2 separate regions of the Homo sapiens genome follow, and region 2 is linked to region 1. A link is a loop called in an ENCODE intact Hi-C map of the cell type or tissue named here. Cell type or tissue: gastrocnemius medialis. All regions are shown on one strand. Each heading gives the region's core, and the rest is flanking DNA. Links, peaks and the distances in the headings are about the cores only.

What was found. Peaks named below come from ENCODE experiments on the same cell type or tissue, not always from the same donor. Only the 100,000 strongest peaks of a DNase experiment are listed, where the experiment ranks them.
Region 2: a loop joins it to region 1, with 3 times the contacts of the local background. A loop is called at or near these places in 3 of 110 quality-filtered maps.

Annotation. Positions count from the first base shown.
Region 1 is chr5:151,430,830-151,441,207 of GRCh38, forward strand. LOC105378234 (a long non-coding RNA gene) reads right to left here and starts at 6,109. Exons shown (of 6, transcript XR_944423.4): 1 at 5,377-6,109. It also overlaps a transcript of SLC36A1 not described here. RefSeq lists a silencer at 5,957-6,127. In gastrocnemius medialis, for the core only: no CTCF peak of the experiment used is centred there; a DNase peak (open chromatin) is centred at 3,973; H3K4me3 peaks cover 1,430 bases; H3K27ac peaks cover 6,733 bases.
Region 2 is chr5:151,339,818-151,350,195 of GRCh38, forward strand. It overlaps SLC36A2 (solute carrier family 36 member 2), which reads right to left and starts at 7,742. Exons shown (of 10, transcript NM_181776.3): 1 at 7,480-7,742; 2 at 4,360-4,450; 3 at 3,693-3,781; 4 at 3,071-3,166. The coding sequence starts at 7,643. It also overlaps a transcript of SLC36A1 not described here. RefSeq lists an enhancer at 7,255-8,168. In gastrocnemius medialis, for the core only: no CTCF peak of the experiment used is centred there; DNase peaks (open chromatin) are centred at 6,224, 7,344, 7,774, 9,244 and 3 weaker places; H3K4me3 peaks cover 3,541 bases; H3K27ac peaks cover 8,000 bases.

The DNA of each region.
Region 1 (10,378 bases), core at 892-8,891:
AGATCAGTCTTGGCTCCTCTAACACAAAGCCTTGCCCATTTTCACCATCTGGAAATAACACCTTCCTTTTCTGAATCCTTGTAGAACACTGAGTTCACTCCCTGGAATTTCACTTCTGTGTGTACATATCTTCCTCCCTAGGCTGTGAGATCCTTAGCTGCAGGGACCCAAATGGTATGTTGTGTTCATTGCTTTAGTTCCACAGTTCCCAGGTGTTGAATGTTGAATGAATGCGCCTCTAAGGAGTTATGCTTAGGATTCAAAGCATCACTTCATGGAGCATTATTTTTGCTACTAACACAACTTCTCTACACCTCTTTGCTTGTCTGTCAAGAACTACAGGAGAGCACAGATTTAGCTCTTTGGATTACTAGAAAGAAGAAAAATTCCACAAAAGTTTTCAGGTGCAAGGTCTCAAGCCCAGAAGCTTCTGTGGAGCAAAGGACACTTACGAGGTCCTGCTGGCCCTGTCCTGGCAGCAGGAGCTCCGGGTGGAGGAGTTGCTGAACCCTCCCTCGGGGCTGGCAGGGTATTCTTTGGGCTGCATCATCCAGGGACTGGCAGCTGGTGGAGGCACCCACAGGCCCAGGCAGGTGGATACCTCACTGTTTAGCTCCACGTATTGGGCATGTGAGGGGTGTGGAGCAGCCATGGTGATATGGTTTGGTTGTGCCCCCACCCAAATCTCATCTTGAATTATAACTCCCACAATTCCCATGTGTTGTAGGAGGGACCCGGTGATAGGTAATTGAATCATGGGGGTGGGTCTTTCCTGTGCTATTCACGTGATAGTGAATAAGTCTCATGAGATTGGATAGTTTTAAAAAAGGGAGTCTCCCTGCACAAACCTTCTTCTCTGCCACCATGTGAAACTGCCTTTTACCTTCCGCCATGACTGTGGGGCCTTCCCAGCCACGTGGAACTGTAAGTCCATTAAACCCTTTTTCCTGTATAAATTACCCAGTCTCGAGTGTGTCTTTATGAGCAGCGTGAAAATGAACTAATACACATGGCTTTGGCAGAGGCTGTGAGCAAGAATAGCTTTGGCATGCAGGAGCTGCAAAATATGATCTCAGCTCTTGGGCCTTAATAAGTTCAGGAGCTTAAATACAGCTTTACCCTCCTTGCCCAGAGTGGCACAGACTCGGCAGCTTAGGAAGAATGAATGGCCAAAAGCATGAATGGATGGATAAATGGGCTTCTCCACCGCACACACAGAGGCCCTCACAGTTGCTCTGACAATCTCTTCTTTTCTTTCTTTTTTTCTGCCAAATGACTGAATATCACAGGCCAGGCACTTTGATGGGTGCCGGGAATGAAACAGTTCCAGGTACTGCAGTCCCTGGAGGCGATGAACTTGGAAATTATAAATATTAATCATAGTTTCTCATAAATAAGTTTTTAAAAATTCAACAGTGATAAAGCACTTTGAAGGAAAATGAAAAGAGGCATGAGTGTATAACAAAAGCAGTTGCTCTTGCAAAGGCGGTCAGCAAAGCTTTCCCCGAGAACAAGGAAAATCCCTTGCATTGCACTGTCTTCCCCACCTTCTTGCTCCCACTCAAAGGTGGCTCCCCGTGAGGTCACTGCTGTTTTTGCAGGCCTCTGAGAGAAGTGTCTTTTTTCCTCACCCCCCTCATATTCACATCACAGGGTCAGGAGAGGGTAGGCATCCTTTCTACCCCTTGCTTTCAGATCCCCAAAACTCTTATCCCCTGGTTATTCAATTAAACACTAATCTAGGTAATGCTGTGAAGGGGATTTGCAGATGTCATTAAAGTCTCAAGTCAGTTGACCTTAAGATGTGGAAGCTAGGAAGCTATCCAGGTGGGCTTGACCCAACCAGATGAACTCTTTAAATGCAATTTTCTCTGGTTGGGCAGAAAGGGAGGCCAGAGAGACCAGCAGCATGAGAAGGGTTTGATGGCTTGAAGATGGAGGTGGCCACATTTCAAGGAATTCAGGAAGTAGAAGCAAAAAGCAGTCACACAGCAAGAAGCCTGAGCCCTTAGTTCTATTACTGCCAAGAACTTGAATGAGCTTGGAAGAAAATGCTTCCCCAGTCACTTCTACATATAGAATACAGCCTGGAAACACTGTAATTGCAGCCTTATGAAATCCTAAGCAGAGGACCCAGTGAAAGCCATACCTGGACTTCTGACCTAAAGAAATGGTGAGATAATAAATATGTGTTATGTGAAGCTACTGAGTTTGTGGCAGTTTGTTACATGGAGGTAGAAAATGAACATACTCAATAAAGCATTGTGATTCTGGGATTCCAGTTTATAATTTTCAAAATAAAATACTCATTATAATTATTACCATGGTAATATGACAGGCTAGGTAACCAGGTTGGCTTTCCTGCTGAAAATAACTAAAACTTCTGAATAACATATATATATATATATATATATATATATATATATATATATATATATTTTTTTTTTTTTTTTTTTTTTTTTTTTTTTTTTGAGACGGAGTTTCACTCTTGTTGCCCAGGCTGGAATGCAATGGCAGGCCATTGGCTCACCGCAACCTCTGCTTCCCTGGTTCAAGAGATTCTCCTGCCTCAGCCTCCCAAGTAGCTAGGATTACAGGCACCCACCACCACATCCAGCTGTTTTTTTTTGTGTGTGTTTTTAGTAGAGACAGGGTTTCACCATGTTGTCCAGGCTGGTCTCAAACTCCTGACCTCAGGTGATCCGCCCGCCTTGGCCTTCCAAAGTGCTGGGATTACAGGCCTGAGCCACCACGCCCGGCCTGAATAACATATTTTAAAAAAATTCTTAATAATATTGAGGGGAGATCAAGAGAGCAAGGAATTTCTAGGTGAGTACTCACTCAGCCAGGTGAAGACAGGAACTCTGAGACCTGAGTGGAATGCAGCTACAGCTTCACTCCCACGGGTATTTGCTCAACCCAGTGAAGTTGAGCTTTAATATCATGGCCTTATGGGGCATGAGACAAATTCCGGAGCTGAGGACCTCTTCCTCAGAGTAAGAGTGAACTGGAAATAAATCAATATCCCACCCCCACCCTATTCCTTCCCTACCTCCCAATCAAGGGACTTGGAAAAAAAGTGACTGTCCTGAACCTAGTGCCCAGAGGATGGAGTAAAATTGTGGCTAAAATGTGGAATGAGAATTCAAGTTTCACTCTGTTCCACAGTCTACTTCATCTACCATGGTGGTCCAGAATACCTCCAGCCCAGAATGTAGTTCACAAGAACCTAGACTGATAGTTGCCAGCTGCTGGCAGAAGCAAATACAAAGTCTTTCAGGAGGGACTCACCTTCATTTCAGATCTTAAAGAATTTATGTAAGTAAAATTCCAAGAAACAGCAAAACAAGAGAAAATTTAAATATAGCACAAGAACTTTGCAAAAGAGAAATGTATGATACAAACGAAAAGTAGCTCTTTTTAACATATTTAGTAACAGAAAAAAATGTACTGGAAGATATGTACAAGGAGAAAGATACTCTGAAGAGTAATCAGGTGAAATGGAAAGTTAATTAAATAAAACTTCTAGAAAATAGAATTATAATAGTTGAAATTTAAAACTGAATATTAATTGAATTTTAAAAATTTAGTTGAGTTAATTTTAGTTGAAATGGATGGGCTTGATAGGAGATTATGCACAGTGAAGACAGAATTAGTGAATCAGAACTAGATCTGGGAAAGGTATTATTCATAATATAGTCCACAGAGACCAAGGGATGAAAAATCTAAAAGAAAAGTGAGGGAAAATAGAGAATAGAATGAAAGACCTAAATATATCCTACATCTGTCATGGACTGTGTATTGAAATCCTAACCCTCAGTGTGATGGTATTAAGAAGGGGGATCTCTGGGAGGTAATTAGGTCATGAGGTAGAGCCCAGAATTAGTGCTCTGAAATAAGAGACATGAGAGAGTTTGTGTCCTCTCTGCTCTTTGCCATGTGAGGATACAATGAGAAGACAGCCACATGGAAGCCAGGAAGTGAGCTCTCACCAGACACAGGATCGGCTGGCAACTTGATCTTGGACTTTTCGGTCTCCGGAACTGTGAGAAATAAATGTTTGTTGTTTAAGTCACCCAGCCTATGGTAATATGTTATAGCAGCCCAAACTGACTAAGGCAACATCAAATCAGACTCGCAGAAGAAAAGTTAAGAGGGAATATGGTAGAATAAATATTTGAAAAGATAATGGCTGAGAATTGTCCAGAAATGATGAAAGACACCAACCCACAGATTCAAGAGACCCAGTGAATTCCAAGCAGGATAAATAAAGGACACACGTATCTGGACACTTTATAGTGAAACTTCAGAACTTTAAAGGGATCTAAAGTCAGCCAGATTGGTGAAAAGTGTTACATTCAAAAGGGTTGCAGTGTAAAAGAAATTTCAAAAGGAAAAGAAAAGATTTGCAGTCAGTCTGTCAGCTGTTTTCTTAACAGCAGTGGAAGCCACAAGGTACTGGAATGATCACCTCAATATGCTGAGAGGATATAAACTATCTGTTAAGTGCAAAATGAAGACATTTTCAAACAAAAGAAATTGGAGAGAACTTCACTAAAGGAAAATTTAAAGTCCATATTCAGAAGAAGATCTGAGATGCAAAAGGAAATAAAGAACCCAAGAGAGGTAAATGTATGGGTAAATCTTGATTCTAATAATAAAGTATTATGGAGCATAAGGAAAAGAAACTTAAAATATGTGACATTATTATTATAAAAAATGGAATGCAGTGAATAGAGATTTTTTTAAGTGCCTATATTTTCTGCAGTGACTAAAGATATTGCTTAACTTTTTGTTAATACTTTATTAATTTATACATGTTAAAATTACTAGGGTATGGCTAGAGAATAGAAATAAAGTCTTTAAGTTCCAAATTACTAGAGAATAAAACAAAATAAAATAAGGGAAAATTAATCTAAAAGAAACTCAGTAAAGGAGAAAAAACATAATAGGTGGAAGATATAGAATAAAATAACAAGGTAAATATGACTATAAATATATCTGTAATTATTAATACAATAAATAGAATAATTTTGAAAATATCAAAATAATATTTATGAAAGACATATCTAAAACATAAGAATGCAGAAAGTTTAAAGTAAAAGGGATAGGAAAGATTTAGCAGGCAAATTTTACCAAAAGAAAGCCAATATATTAATATTAATATCAATAATTATTACTAGTGCCCCTGCTACTACTGTTTATTGAGCACCTACTATGTAATAGGCAATATATGAATTGCCTATTCATATATGAACATCCCTCTAAGGTAGTTACTTGAAATTTTTAAAGTGTAGTTTATATACAATAAAATGCACAGATCTTAAGTGTACAGTTGAATGAGTTTTGACAAATGAATACACTGGTGCAACTTACCCAGAAAGTTTCTTTTTGCTTGTTTGCAGTCAAACATCACCTCCCTCACATACCCAATAACCACTGTCTAGATTTTTGTCACCATAAATTAGTTTTGCCTGCTCTTGAACTTTATATTAATGAGATAATACAGCATGTATTCTACTCTTTCTAGCCTCTACAGTACTGAAAGGCAGATTGAAGGGTGGTTGGAGTGGATGTTGAGGGCCACCCCACCATATCCACCATTCTGCACCTTCCTATGGCAAATTATGATCAAGGACTCCAAGGGTCTAAGTGAGGGGTCACAGGTTCTCACACAACCATATGGCAAATTGTGACCAAGGAATCTTAGGGTCTATGTGAGTGGTCACAGGAGAACCCACAGATTCTCAAGCTGGTTGTAAAGTGTAACCTTGAACAAATGCCTCTGTCTCTCTGAGGCTCAGTTTCCAATGAGTAAAATGAATGAATTGCCATAGACCATCTCAAATAAATTCTAAACCCTAAAGCCACAGTATCATATATAATGATACATTATATATGTCCTAGGACTATCCAGTCACGTTTGGTAGGAGAAAGGTAGCTGAAGCTGGGAAAAGGACTCTCAGAGTTGCAAGATCTGAGAGCTGAACTTCTCCTATTCATTTCATTGGTGAGAAACAGAAGCCCAAACTGACGGGACCTGCTAGTAAGTGGCAGGGCTGGTCTCAGACTTTTTTTTTGGCTCCTACATCCTCACTTTTTCAGTGGCAATGGGTGGTTCTCCTCTCATCTGAGCACTCCCAGGCCCTTTGTTCCCATTGTGAGGTAACACTGAGGTCTGCCCACCCTACAGATGGGGCTTTGGGGGTTTGCTCCAGAGCTCTTCATCCGCCTGGGCCCAACCCTGGAACTATTCCTTTCAATGGTGTCTTTTCTTGCCTTGTTTCAGAAGGATCTACTAGTTGGCCCTATCTTGTGCCAAGACTGACAGCAAGGAAGCTGCTGGCTGAGTAAGAGTTTAGGGGAGGCTCTGAGTTGGGTGGAAGCCATGAACACAATTTAGGTAGAAAGGGGCTACAGCTTTGGAGAACCTGAGCCCAATAAGCTCTTGAAGTTGTCCCCTAACACAATCTTACTTTAACAATTAATATTCACATCTTTAAAAATGCTCATGTTTAAACTATGATTTATTTTAACCAAAGAATTTATAATGAAAAGCTATAGTCTCCTTATCTGACTTACTCTATCTAAAGCTGCTCTTTTTAGGACTATCTTTCTGTTTTTTAATCAGTGGTTTGATTGCTTCTTAGTCTTTTGGCTAAGATCAAGTGTAGTAAAACCAGTGGTTTGTTTTAGTTCTTTAGTTCTTCATTTCTCTATACAATATAGCTATAATGATATTTCTCAATTGATCAACATTATATTAGGTGAAAATTTGTACCTCTTAAATTCTCGTACTTTACTTCTCAATATAATTATTTTACTGTTTTAGTTCTTTATTGCTTACCTTCATAACTTTAATAATGATATAAACATAAAGCTACATTTATTTTAGATTATAAATAATATTCATTTCCTGTTGCTGCTATAACAAATTACCACAATTTAGTAGATTAGAACAATGCAAATGTATTCTCTTATAGTTCTAGAAGTCAGAGGTCCTAAAATCAAGGTGTGACAAGGCTGTGTTCTTCTGGAGGCTGTAGGGTAGAATCTGTTTCCTTGCTTTTTCCAGCTTCTAGAGGCCTCCTGCGTTTCCTTGGCTCATGGCGTCTTCCTCCATCTTTAAAGCCAGTAGAATAGAAACTTCTCTCCTCTCTGACCCTCCTGCCTCCCTCCTATTAAAAAACCTTGTGATTTATACTAGGACCACCCAGATAATCCAGCATAGTCATTTCACCTCGAGATCCTTAACTTCATCACATCAGCAAAGTCCCTTTTGCTATCTAAGGTAACAAGTTCCCGAGATTAATTAACGTCTTTGGGAGCTGTTACTCTGCCTACCACACCATACATTCCACTTTACCTGGGACAATTTCACTGTGTGCCCGTTGTTCTGGTGAAATGTTAACACAGCCTTTTTATTCTTAAAAGTGTCTCCACTTGAACAAATAAATTATATGAACACCCTACTTACCCAGTGCTTCCCAATCTTTTTCACATAACATGAAGGAAATAACACTTTATATGTCCTTGAGATCAAAGAACAGGCTGTTCTTAACTAGAGATTAAAAAAAAAAACACCTCAGGTGCTCTAGCTACCTTAGGACCCACCTGGCACTCAGCACCCCCTATAACTCATTCATGGTACACCATTGGCCACTGCACATGATTGGGAAAGTCTTCCTTATGTTAAAGCAATATAATGTGTTTAAAGCTTGTTCTTTTGTTGAGCTCCTGTGTGAGCAGCATTTTGTTCCAAGAAGAGGAGTGTACTTGGGTCTCATACATGTGCTCTGACACTCCTGTCATTGTGATCCTGCCTGCAGGTTGTCAGGCAGAGGTGTTCTCTGGCATCCTTTGACATATGCTCTGCAGGTCTCTGTCACTGCAAAATTCACCATCTCTCATGCACTCTCCCAGGCACCAGAGACCTGGCATTGGTGGCAGAGCAGTCTTGTTTAATCACAGGACAGAATTTTGAATTACTTGCAACATTTTTTTCTGAGTCCTCAGAGTGCATGCATCTATTACCTTTGCCACATTTTTTTTCTTTAAACATATTTCATTTACCACAAAAATACTATTGATATAATGTTTTATTGGGTATTAGTTCGTTCTAACACTGTATTAGTTTGTTCTTACACTGCTATACTACCCGAGGCTGGATCATTTATGAAGAAAGGAGGTTGAATTGATTCACAGTTCTACATGGCTGGGAGGCCTCAGGAAACTTACAGTCATGGCAGAAGGTGAAGGGGAAGCAGGCACGTCTTACATGGCAGCAGGAGAGAGAGAGAGAGAGAGTGCAGGGGAAACTGCCACTTTTAAACCATCAGATCTGAGAACTCCCTCAGTATCACTAGAACAGCATGGGGGAAACCACTAATGATCCAATCACTTGCCACCCAGGCCCCTCCCTTGACACATGGGGATTACAGTTCGAGATGAGATTTGGGTGGGGACACAAAGCCAAACCATATTATATCATAATTACCTCCTTTCAAATCATCAAAAAATCACAATAAGAAATGTGTAAAACAGGCTGGACATGGTGGCTCACTCCCGTAATCCCAGCACTTTGGGAAGCCAAGGTGGGCAGATCATGATGTCAGGAGATCAAGACCATCCTGGCCAACATGGTCAAATCCCATCTCTACTAAAAATACAAAAATTTGCCAGGCGTGGTGGTGTGTGCCTGTAGGTCCAGCTACTTGGGAGGCTGAAGCAGGAGAATTGCTTGAACTCGGAAGGTGGAGGTGGCAGTGAGCTGAGATCATGCCACTGCACTCCAGCCAGGGCAACAGAGTGAGACTCCATCTCAAAAAAAAAAGAAAAGAAAAAAAAAAAAGAAAAAGAAATGTTTAAAACAATAGCATGGCCTGAGGCACATTCCAGTTGTATTGATCTGGCCCCAGCACTTTTCCTATGTACTTGAGCTGATGATTTCTTGCTTCAGTGGCTGTTTTTCATCTGTTCCACTCCAGTGCTAATTTACTTTATAGGAGACACCCTCCTAAGGCACCAGCATGTCATATCTGATGGTGTTTGGTCTTCTTTATAGGAATTTTATTTTTTCTAATTTCCACTCCAAAGTTAAGGAATTTTCAAATTCATTTTTCAGCACTTGTGCCACTTAATAAATTCTTGAATTTTGTTGTGATTGGGTTGCCAAATATTGAAATCATAATGCTGATGAATGCTTATACTACAGCGAAGAATTACCCAGACCACCCACAGGAGTTTCATGAGTGTGAATAACGGCATTGCTCTCTGTATAGTGACAAAAGTAGGTAGGCCTTTTGTATCCCTACGTAACAGTGTAGCATGCTTTACAGTGTAGCAGGCAACACTCACCGCAGCTAGGGATGGGGCTGCAGCTCTGGTAAAGGAGATACAGGAAGGGCACCTACAGCATCTCCTAAATGCCTCATAGGGCTGCCACGAGGATTGACTCAATCAACAAGAAACTAGTTCCTGGCACATTGTAAGCATATTTTCTTTATTTTTTATTTTTTAAGATACAAAACCTGAGAATTTTAGAGTTAGAAGCCACTGTAGGGGGCAGTGGTCTTAACAGAGAGAGGCTTGACAGTAGGGCCATCAGTCACAGAATGTTCAGGAGGATGGATCAGGGACCCAAGGGGTCTCAAAAAGAGAGAAGGAGAGGGAAAGGGGACACTGGGTAGGGTTGCTATGACATCTCAGGGGCTGGTACTCTTGAGGGCTTGGGATGGGTAGAGTGGTTAAAAAAAAAAAAAGGAAGTTACATTCCTCAAGACTATGGAATGCAAAAGGATTAATTTCCCTAATATCTCTCAGCAGCATAACCCCTCATGTTATATATAGAACCTTTAAGCGCCTGATCTCATCTGCTTTTCCAGCAATCCAGGGAGGGAGGCAGAACCAAGGAGGGTTTTCAATCTCACTTTCCTGATGATGAAACCAAATGGAGATCAAAAGTCTTGCCCAGGTCACCCAGCTGGGAAATAAGGGGAAAAAAACCTTCAAATTACTTTCTACCACTCAGCAGAAATAAGTCACTACCAGGGGCTGGCCACACAACATGTTAGCACATGGCTAAAGCAAGTCCCTTCAGAAGCTTGTCCTTTAGGGCAGTGGTTCTACAGCACGAGAGAGCATCAGACTCTCCTAGAGGGCTTTTCAAAATGCAGATTGCTGTGCCCCCACAACCCAGGGTTTCTGATGCAGTAGGTGTAGAGTAGGACCCAGAATTTGCATTTCTGCAAGTTCCCAAGTGATGCTGGTCTAGGGACCACACTTTGAGAAGCACTGGCACAATGGTTAAAACAGAATGCATGCTAGTGATGTGCAGTGGCATGCACCTGTAGTCCCAACTACTCAGGAGGCTGAGATG
Region 2 (10,378 bases), core at 1,458-9,457, 90 kb before region 1:
TATGTTGGGCACTGAGAATACACAGACAAATAACATACAGTCCCTTCCTCTTGTGGTTTATAGACTAATGGGTTAGGTGGACAAAAATTCTTAGATATAGCATTAAGGGCCATGGTGAAAAGGGCATTTTATCTAAATTATGGGCAGACAGAAAGCCTTGTTAGAAAACCCAATACCTAAGAGACAGCCCCTTGGGAAAGGGAAGAAAGAGAGTTGTGGGGAGGAAGAGGGAGGGACAAAGAGAGAGAGAAAAAGAAGAAAAAGGAGGAGAGGAAAAAGAGGAGAAGGAGGAGGAAGAAGAGGAGGAGAAGGAGGAGGAAGAAGAGGAGGAGAAGGAGGAGGAAGAAGAGGAAGGAGGAGGAGGAGGAAGAGGTGGAGGAGGAGGAGAGGAGGAGGAGGGAGAGGAGGAGGAAGGGGAGGAGGAGGAGGGGGAAGAAGAGGAGGAGGTGGAAGAAGAACTAAGAGAAGAGGAAGAGGAGGAAGAAGAAGACGAGGAGGAGGAGGAGGACAGTTTTAGGAGAAGGGGAAGAAATGACACATTCAGAATCTGAATCTTTGAACTTGAGGTTCCTATAGGAGACGTTCGGGACACAACTGGATATTAGGGTCTGGAACTGTTGAGTTGTAGTAGTGGATAAAGCCTTGCAAAGGCAGAGCAGTGTTAGAAAGTGTGCAGAATGAGGAGAGTAGAAGACAGTGTTCAACCCTGGAGAACATCAACATTTAATAGAAACAAAAAAGCTTACAACAAATGCAAAGGAGTGGCTAGAAAGGTAGGAGGGAAACTAGGGGGAAAGAGGTTTAATAGTAGCCAAGTGAGGAGAGAATGTTGAAAAAAGAGAATGGTCAATTATACACATTACTGCTGAAAGGTTCTCTAGGGCAAGGAAGATACAACAAGAAGGTCTTTTAGGACATTGCTTGAAAGAACTTCAGTAGAATTATAAGGACAGAAAACCCAGGTGGCCTGTGAAAGAGGTGTGGATGGGATGTAAGGCAATAAAATCAGAGGGTGGTCCAGTGTTGATGGCACCCATTTGCTCGTTGCAGTAGACCCATTGTCTAAAGCACTTTATGACACATTGTAGGTATTCAGTAGACATTTGTTGAATAATATATATTGAATGTAGATAGGATGTTGGCTACAATGGTAAGGTCCAGGAAGTTTTATTTACTTGCTTTATTATTATTATTATTGTATCTTAAGTTCTGGGGTACATATGCAGAATGTGCACTTTTGTTACCTAGGTATACATGTGCCATGGTGGTTTGCTGGAGATACAGGAACACATTAAATGCTGAGAGGAAGAACCCATACTAAAGGAATTCCAGTTATAGGAGAGGCAGTAATTAATGAAAGAAGATCCCTAAATGGAGCAGGGAAATCTTCTTTATATGCCCAACAACAAGTAGAAGGATTTGACAGTCTGTGACAGGCAAGTCTCCTCCTGGGTCACACAATTGGGAAAATTCTGGTCATTATCCAGTAGTCTTCCTTGTCTGTTCACAGACTGAATTTGTGGATTACTCTTGTGAGTATGGGCTTTGAGCGAAGGGTGGTTCCAGGCCCATGATACCATACAGACTACCTGCCATGGGCAGGGGCACACCGTGAGTACTGCAGCAGTTTAGGGAAGCACAGTTCAAAAGAGAATTTGACAGTCTAGATGGTGCTCAACAAGAGGAGACAGACAGGTGGGGACAGGTCTGAAACAAGGAGAAAGGAGTAGATTTAGTCCCAAGTACCAGAGGACAAAGGGTGTTAACCTGTTCTCTGTCACCCCTGAGAGCTAAAAGGTGGGATTTTTCAGGGAGCAAGACTTCACTCAGCTCAACAAAGGGTTCTTAAAGTCTTGGTCTTTTCCTCTCTTTTCTTCTCACCATATAACCTCTCCCTAAGAGACCTCTCTGTCCCTGGCTTCATGGCTGATGACTTCAGTTCTGGATTGGTGCATGAAGATAGGCTTAAACCCATATATCCCCACTAGACATCTCCACTTAAATGTTTCTCAGGCACCCCAAACTCAACTTGTCCAAAATAGAAGTGATCATAAATCTGAGTCAATCTCGACTCTTCCTTGTCTCCCAATCCCAGGATCCAGTTCATGATCAAGTCAACTTTTCTTCATCCCACTGCCACCAGCTTGGTCCCAGCTACCATTGTGACCTGGCTGGGTACTGTTAATAGCCCCCTCATGGATCTGACTAAATCTGCTCTTGCTCCCTTACAATCTATTCTCCTTAGAGAAGCCAGACAGATCTTTAAACAATACAAATATGATGACTTTCCTGATTAAAACCCTCCAATGGCTTCCTGGTTGGTTTTAAGAAAAGAACAAATAGAGTCTTCGTTTCAGAGGGTCTAAAATGTACCACTTGATTGGGTGCCTGGCTCCTTCTTCAGTTCCACCTCCCTGACTCTCTGCCCTCAAGCTACCTGGTCTTGTTGTACCTTGAATCTGTCACCTATACCTTCTTGCTTCAGGGACCTTCACACCCTCTCTTCCTTCCAGCCCCACCCTCCAGGCCCCTGTCCACCTTCTTTGAGGTGATTCCTCATTCTTCAGGACTCCTTCCTGCAGAACTCATCTCACCCGTTCCATCCTAGAAAGCCCTCCTCTCCCCCAAGCCAACACACATCTCCTAACCTGCCTGGTGGCAACCAGCCCTTCTTTCCTTCATCGTACATATCCAAGCGGCTATTAAATAACTCTATTCTAGGCTGTTTAATGTCTGCCTTTCTCACTGGACTATGGGTTCTGTGAGGGCAAAGTCTTGTTCTTCTCAGTCCCCATGACATGTCCAGGGCCATAGGAGTAACTGGATAAATGTGGTTTAATAAAAGAGTAAAAAACATTAAAGCTGCGTAGCAAAGGAATGAGTATCCTGTCACTAGAGATACACAAGAAGTGGGGGTTGATCAGGGATGTTGCCAATGAACCCCTTCCATGTACAACATCTAACATAGAAGTGCCAAACAAACCACCTTTCCAGGGAAGAAGTCACCCTGATAGCAGCATTTTCTCCTCCTGTGTCCTACCCCACTGCAGGCAAAGCAAGAACAGGTTACCTTCCCCAGTGAGCGTGATTCTGGAGCCAGGCGTTGGGGTTGGCTTCTAGTCCATGCATCACCGTGTCCCCATAGTCCATAAAGGGCTTGTTAAGCCTGCAGGAGAGAGTGCATAAACGGTTTCCAAGAGATAGTTTAGCCTAAACTCACATGGTCAAAAGTCAGGAGACACAGAACAAGGCAGGACACAGCTAAAGAGCAGAAAGAACACAGGGGCAGAGACCTCGGGCTTTGACACTCAGCAGTAATTCCTCAGTGGCTTGTTTTCCTTACCTGTTAAATGAGGCGGAGACTACACAGCAAGAGTCTAATGCACACCTTGCACGGGGACGGTAGTTTTCATATCCATGATCCCATTGGATTCTCGTGACCATTCTCTGCATAGTTTATGCCCAATTTCCAGAGGAGCCAACCAGATAAGCACAATAGCCTGACTGAGATCTCCTAAGGAGCCATGCAGAAGAGCCTCACCTGAGCTCCCTGCCCCTGAATGCTCTTCACTCTTTCTTGGCCTTATTGGAGAAAACTAAGAAGTAAATTTCTATTATGCATAGGATGTTTCTGGGCTATCCCTGAGAACCATGCACCAAAGGAATTGACACAAGGAGGCTGTTTTCCTCACCTCTTACAGAAGCGCTGGGCACACTTGACCAGGATGTGCATACAGTGGCAGGCAATGAAGCCCATCACCAGCAGACTGAGTGGGCCCATCTGGAGGAAGGGGAGGCAAGGGGCGAGGGAGGAGAGAAGAGAATGCATTTATGAAGAATACTGCAAGATGGGCTTGGTAGTGCTGATATCATGCAGAACTCAAAGAACTCTCTAGCAAACTGGGTTTAAAGCCCTTTTGTAGCAGCAACAGCTATTCTTTCAAATATGACCTCAAGTAATATTCCAATAAAGCACATAAAGCAATTACAATGGGGTATACTGATGGGAGTAGGGGGACAGAGAATCCTGACCATGTGTGCCCTTTGTGGCCCCTGAAACATCCCCAAGGGGACCTGGTGTTCTATAGAGCATACTTGGAAAACTGGGCATAGTCCAATCCTTGCATTCTACAGGGGAGGAAACTAAGGCCCATAGAGCAGGCAAATGACTTACCAAAGGTACTAAAGTCTGTGGCAGAGCCGGAACTCAAACCCAGGCTAGATGTCTAGACCCTAACCCCGCACCAAGCTGTGTCCCAGAAAGACTGCTCACCACAGGTTGCTAAACCGCTAGAGCCTCTCCTCTTACTTCCCTTCTGCAACTGACCATAAAGCCCCCACATGTGGCGCCTCTCTTACCAGGATGCCCGCGTTCTTCACAGCGAGGGGTAGTCCCAGGATCCCTGTGCCCATGTTGCCTTTCACCAGGTGAATCAAGGCCTGGAACACTCTAAAGGAGAGGAAGGAGATGTGAAGTATGGGTGTGTGGAGGTGAGAAGATCCAGCGGTGATTCCCTTGCAGCATGCCAGCACCTGATAGGCGGGCTCCTAGCCATCTCTCAGTCCATGAGTCCTTGCCTGGCACATCTGGGTCTCCTGTAGGGTTACCAACCATCCCAGTTTGCCCAGAACTGTCCTGGTTTTAGCAGCTAACACTCAATATATGCTGCAACACTTACTATATGAGACACTGTGCTAGGTGCTTTAAATCAGTATTATCTCATTTAATCTTCTAGTCAAGGCTCTGACAAAGATACGATTATCATCTTGCAGGTGAAGAAACTGAGGCACAGAGATTTGTTAATGACTTATCCAGGATATATTGGGGAGCCAAGATTTAACACAGTGCTGCTTCAGAGTCCCTGTTCTTCACCCCTACTTCTGCTGAGCTGCCTCCCAGAGATAAACTCAGACAGCGTAAGTAAAGAAACAACCCCATATCATAACTGAGGAAATGAAGGCTCAGAGAGGGGCAGAAACTAGCTCAATGTCATAAAACTAGTAGTAGAGACAGGCTTGAACACAGAGAAAAGGGGAAAGGGCAGGCAGAAACAAAAAATCATTGTGACTTCTGAATAAACAGGTCGGATGACTGGGTCCCCAGATGAGGTCTGGCGGGGCATAACCATTCAGGGATTGGGCTCCAGAGGGATTTCTTTTCTCAGCCCAGGGCATCAAGGCTGGAGAGTGCACACCTCCCCTCCCCCAAACAAAAACTCAGACCCTTCCTTTAAGACAAATGCGAAGGTTTGCCCGGAGGACAAAGTCTAAACCATCAGGAGAAAAAATGTTCCAGGGAGGCACTCTATTAGCGGAATTACAAAACAACCTATTTCTACACGTTTTTGTACCTGTACCAGGTTAAGTCAAGGCGAGCATGGGGTTTACACGTGCAACTTTAGAAACCTTGGAAATTCCCCATGAGAACCTTCTGGTTAGGAGACTTATTCTTTGTAAAACAACAGAGGTACTCTGAAAGGAGCCCGGTCTCTGGGATTTGACAAACCAGGGATTAAACCTCAAGGCCACGACTTAACTAGCTGTGTCATCTTGGGCAACGTGTTCAACTTTGTTGACCCTCTGTAAATGTCAGGAGTGATGCTATTTTTAAAAGATGCTATTTTAAAAGAATCTATGGGCAGAGGCTCAGGAAGCTTCATATTGAAGCTGTAAACCCTCTAGCTTCCTGAGTCTCTGTACATAGATTCATCAAGGGTTAAAGAGAACAATCGAGGGAGAAAGGGGGTGGAGAGTCCCTGCATGCCTTTCTCCCTGTGGGTGTCCACATCGCTGACCGAGCACTACACCCTACTCGCCAGGCTAGCAATGGGCTTGTTTTGCAACTAGGAAAGGGTCAGCGGGTTACTTTGGAAATTTCTAACTAAAGTACTTAGGAAATCAGAATTTAACTTTGGGCCACTCAACCAACTTGAAAACATAGTGCGGTAAGTCATGCAAAGCACCAAACTGGGAGTTGGGAGACATGGGCTCCAACTCTAACTCCTTTCTTTTTGGTCACCTTGGACTGTCATCTTATTCACAGCAGCCAACACTTACAGACACTGTGTCTGGGGTATTTATGCTCAAATCTCCCAGGAGGAGAGAACTATCATTGACAGAGGAGAAACTGGACACAAAGAAGTTCCAGCATTTGCTCTAGCTGGTAAGCAGCTAAGTGGGAATTCGAGTCTGGGTGAGCCAACCCCATCGTTGCCACGCTTACTCAGCCCGTTATTTGGCTTCTCCCCAAGCCACGTGTCTCCCTTTAGCTCTCACTTGCTTTATTCCTTTGATCCTTAAGTTGCTGAAATTGCCATCAAACCTTGTATCAGTTCAGGACACAAGAGACAGGTGGTTCCCTCAAGGCCTCTGACTGAGAAAATGCCTCTACTTAGCAGTGGCTGGCCCCAACTTACAGACAGCACACTCTCAGGGTCACTAATACTTAGCAACTTCCAGGACTAGCCCTGGGGCGACAGCACAGGCAGCAGGGCCAGTCACTGTGTCCATCCCTAAATTGTCCTGCTGGATGGCTGTGGGGAGGGGCTTTGCCTGCCCCTTACAGTCCCTCCCTGCAGTGCACCCCCGAGAAACACATCCTCCGATTTTGTTTCCATGCACCCTCCTTTAGTTCACACTGCCACCTGTTTTGCATGTCAGAAAACTGGAACTTAGAGAAGGAGCAGAGAAACCACTTGAACTCAGGCCTTCTGATTCTCTGTCCAGTGCTCTTTCTACTATCTAGTGGTGCAAAAACTTTCTTCTTAAAGCAGCAGAACCTCTTCACTACCACACCCCACACCTTTTGTTCCTAAGTAAACTAGCAAGTCTGGTTGGGTGGTGGGGTCAGATGTGGGGAAGGGAGCTGCAGCCCTGTAGCTTGGCTTCCCTCTTTTTTTATGTTTTGGAAGCCTTGTGAATAACCCCCACTCCCCACTCCCTGGAAAGTGGAAAAAACTAGAACTTTCCACAAAGTGTGTTTTTTAGAGTCATCTATGCTTCTCAGTTGAAGTAGAGGCCAGGCTTACTGCAGGAAGGAGGCAGGGAGGAGGAAATACTTAGTGGTCAGTGAGGCCACTGTGGTTTTAAGCTCAGGACTCACCTTCTCCTCCAAGTAGTTAGGGATTCTACCTCTATCCCCAATCTTAACATCGCTGGCCAGGAACAAAAATGTGGCTTTAGGGCCAGCACTGAATTCTAGCCCTTATCCTGCCAATGACTCAGTATGTGGTCCAGGGTAATTGAGCCTCAGTTTCCCCACCTGTGCCTTTTGGGATCTGGATCACTATGTCCCTAAGGGCTTTTCTGACAGCCTTTACTTCTGCCTCAGCTTGACTCAGCCCATGACTGCACCTTTTGCAACCTTGGTTTCTCATCTGCACAGTGGGTTGAGGGTCAGACACACCCACCTCAGGGTTTTTGCCAATGCAAGCTTCAGGCTAGAAAGCAGAAATAGGGATGGCAGAAAACAGCACTCACGTTATGCCCTTGGTCTTCTTCAAGCCTGCTGACTCTGAAGGACTTTCATCCAAGAATGTAGAGTCCTTGTTCTCCAACTTCTTGGCACTTTCAGGAGGCGACATAAGGTCCAATTTGATGGCAACGGCTCCCTGGGGACCCTCAGTACTTTTTGTCACAGACATGACTGCTTAAGAAACAAGGAGCTCGGGGTGACAAAGAGGTCTGCTCTGGAAGGAGGGAAGCAGGAAGGTGTCTAGTGTAGATGTACACCCCAGCACAGTGGTGTGTGCCCGGGCTGGCTCTGGCCAAGCTGGAACGAGGCCCCGCCCACCTCCCTGGAGGGCACCTCTTCCTGCCTGGAGAAGCCAGTGGACGAGGACTCCTGGGAAGAGGAGGAGAGGAAGGAGGGATTTGGAAAAGGCATCACCCATTCGTATTGGTATTACTTAATAATAATCATAATGATAACTATTATACTGATAATTTTAATAACAAATATCTATTAAGCCCTGTACTAAGGGATAAGCAATCCTCTAAGTGTTTTATCTACATTTTCTCATTTAACCCTATCAATTAAGTAAGGAGAAAACTGAGGTTTCTTGAAGTAAAGGAATCTGCCCGAGGTCAGATAGCTAGAAAGTGACAGAGTTGGAACCTAGCCCAATTTGTCAAGGTTTTCAACCAGTAACCTATTTCTGTCTCCAAGAAAATACCTACAAATCCCTCTCCTTTTATTCATCTCAGGGTAGAGGTTTCCATGTCTCACTGGCTCCACAGTCTGCTGTAAGACATCCCTTCTTGCAGCACCCCATTCTTAAATTGGAACAAAAAAGGGACAGTCACTCAGTCATCTCTAATTAATTCTTAGCTTTTGTGAGGCTCCATGGAGTGAGTAAAGAGTGTTCTTCTGGAAACGGGGAAGAGGCTGAGATTGTATGACTCCCAGCCACAGTTTGCTGGGCAAGATACTGGCGCCAGGAGGTGGTGAGATTTGTCTAAGGTCACACATGAAATCCAGGATAGAACTCTGCAGCTAAAGATGGTCTTGGGCGTTTCTCTAGTATCCCACTCTCTGTCATTATCTCTGCTTCAGTGCAGATGAACAGGCCAAAATTTCCTCCTCCCTCAAAATTACAGCTTTTGACTCAAGCCATACCACTCTCTCCTCCATCATCTCATCCCCAAAACTAACATTTCTTAAGGGCTTATTACATGCCACAAGCTTTGCTTAGCTAATGTCACTGCTAACTGGTAGCATCCAAGACAGATTTGTCAGGCCCCTCCCTTACATGGGGCTCTTTCCAAGGTCCTGTATGCAATTTTGAATGGACAATTTTGTATTGCTTTTTTCTTAAAGAGGTCCTCCTTACCACTACTTTCCCCTTCTCCATGGGATAAGCTTCAAGCTCCACAAAGCCTGGCTACTTCTGTGGGTTAGCTTTGTTAGTTTGTTTTTACAGATGTGGAAATTGAGGCTCAGAGAGGAAAAGAATAACTTGCTGGAGGTCACAGCTGGAACTCGGTAAATCCGAACTCCCCGCTAGCCAGGTTTTTTTTGGTTGTTGTTGTTTGTTTTTTGTTTTGTTTGTTTGTTTTTTCTGAAGCCTGCAGCTTTGACCACAGCACTGTCTCCTTTGTTTTAATGCTGGCCCCACCCTGCCAGCTTCTTGTCCTGAATCAACTGAAACACTTGCTGTGATTTGAGAAGTGTTATTCCCTTGTCTGGCACCATTACATGGCAGTATTACTGGTCTGTGAAGTAGCAGGCTGCATCCTGTGACCTGCTCGTTTACAGCCTGAGATTCCACAATTTAAATTTGTAATCTCAGATTTGATGTCGCAGGTGGAGCTCTGTGTTCCTGCTCGAGCAAGGTCAGTAATAAGATTGTTGAGGAGCTTGCTATGTTTAGATATGAGCTAGTTCTTGCCTTCCTCTCCAGGTTTTGAGAAGAACTCTGAATTATCTTCAGGCCTTTTGGAAAGGGGTGGCTGGAATATCAGTGTTTGGCCAGAGCTCTTCCCAGGCATCGTCAGTGAAAAAAAAGCTTGTAGGGTGGGGCTCCACACCCCAACTCATTGCACCACATGTTAGCAGGCAGGAGGTCTTCTCCTAGGGTGGGGATGTCCAAAATAAGCCCTTCCAACACGAGTGGCCCAGGCATCCGAAGCCCTGGGTTCCGCTATGGCTCTAACTATGAAGCTGTGGCAACCCTTGGAAAGATATTATTCCCCTTCAAACTCCAGTGTCCCCTTTGCAAGATGGATACTAGATTGTAGATGACTTCCAAAGGCATGAGAACCCCAAGGGCTTGGATGGGGTGTTTGGTAACGCTGAGATGCAGGCCAGCTTTTCTTGGGTGGGGCAGGCAACTGGTGAAAAGACAGCCTGCCCACTAGACATCTCCAAAAAGAGTGGAGCAAATGGGATGTAAATAATGATAATAATCTCCTATGATCCTTTAGAGTAAACACAGAGCCTTGTTCCTTTCATGGCTTATGGCACTTTTAAAACGTGGTGTGTATCAAAGCATCTGAAGAGATAATAAAGAACAGAGACTCAGACTTGTTGAAGTAGGATAGAATCTGTGCCATGTTATTTTTGCCAAGTTCATCAGGTGATTCTGATACTAGCTGAAGTTTGAGTCCACTGTTCTATGGAGTGGGAATAATTGCTTCTTTTTTAATAGATTAGAGAACCAAGGCAGAGAGCTGGGAAATATTTGCCTGAGGTCGTATAATCTGGTAGAAATGATCACTGGTACTCCTTTGGGCTAGAAGTCAGAGACTTCAGAGACAAAATGAAACCCCTACCTGGATGAAAATTCATCACCCTATCCTCACCACCACCACCACCACCACCCTCCCCCGGCCCCGGGTACCTCCTCATAGTCTGTGGCTGATGAATGTGACTCCTTCT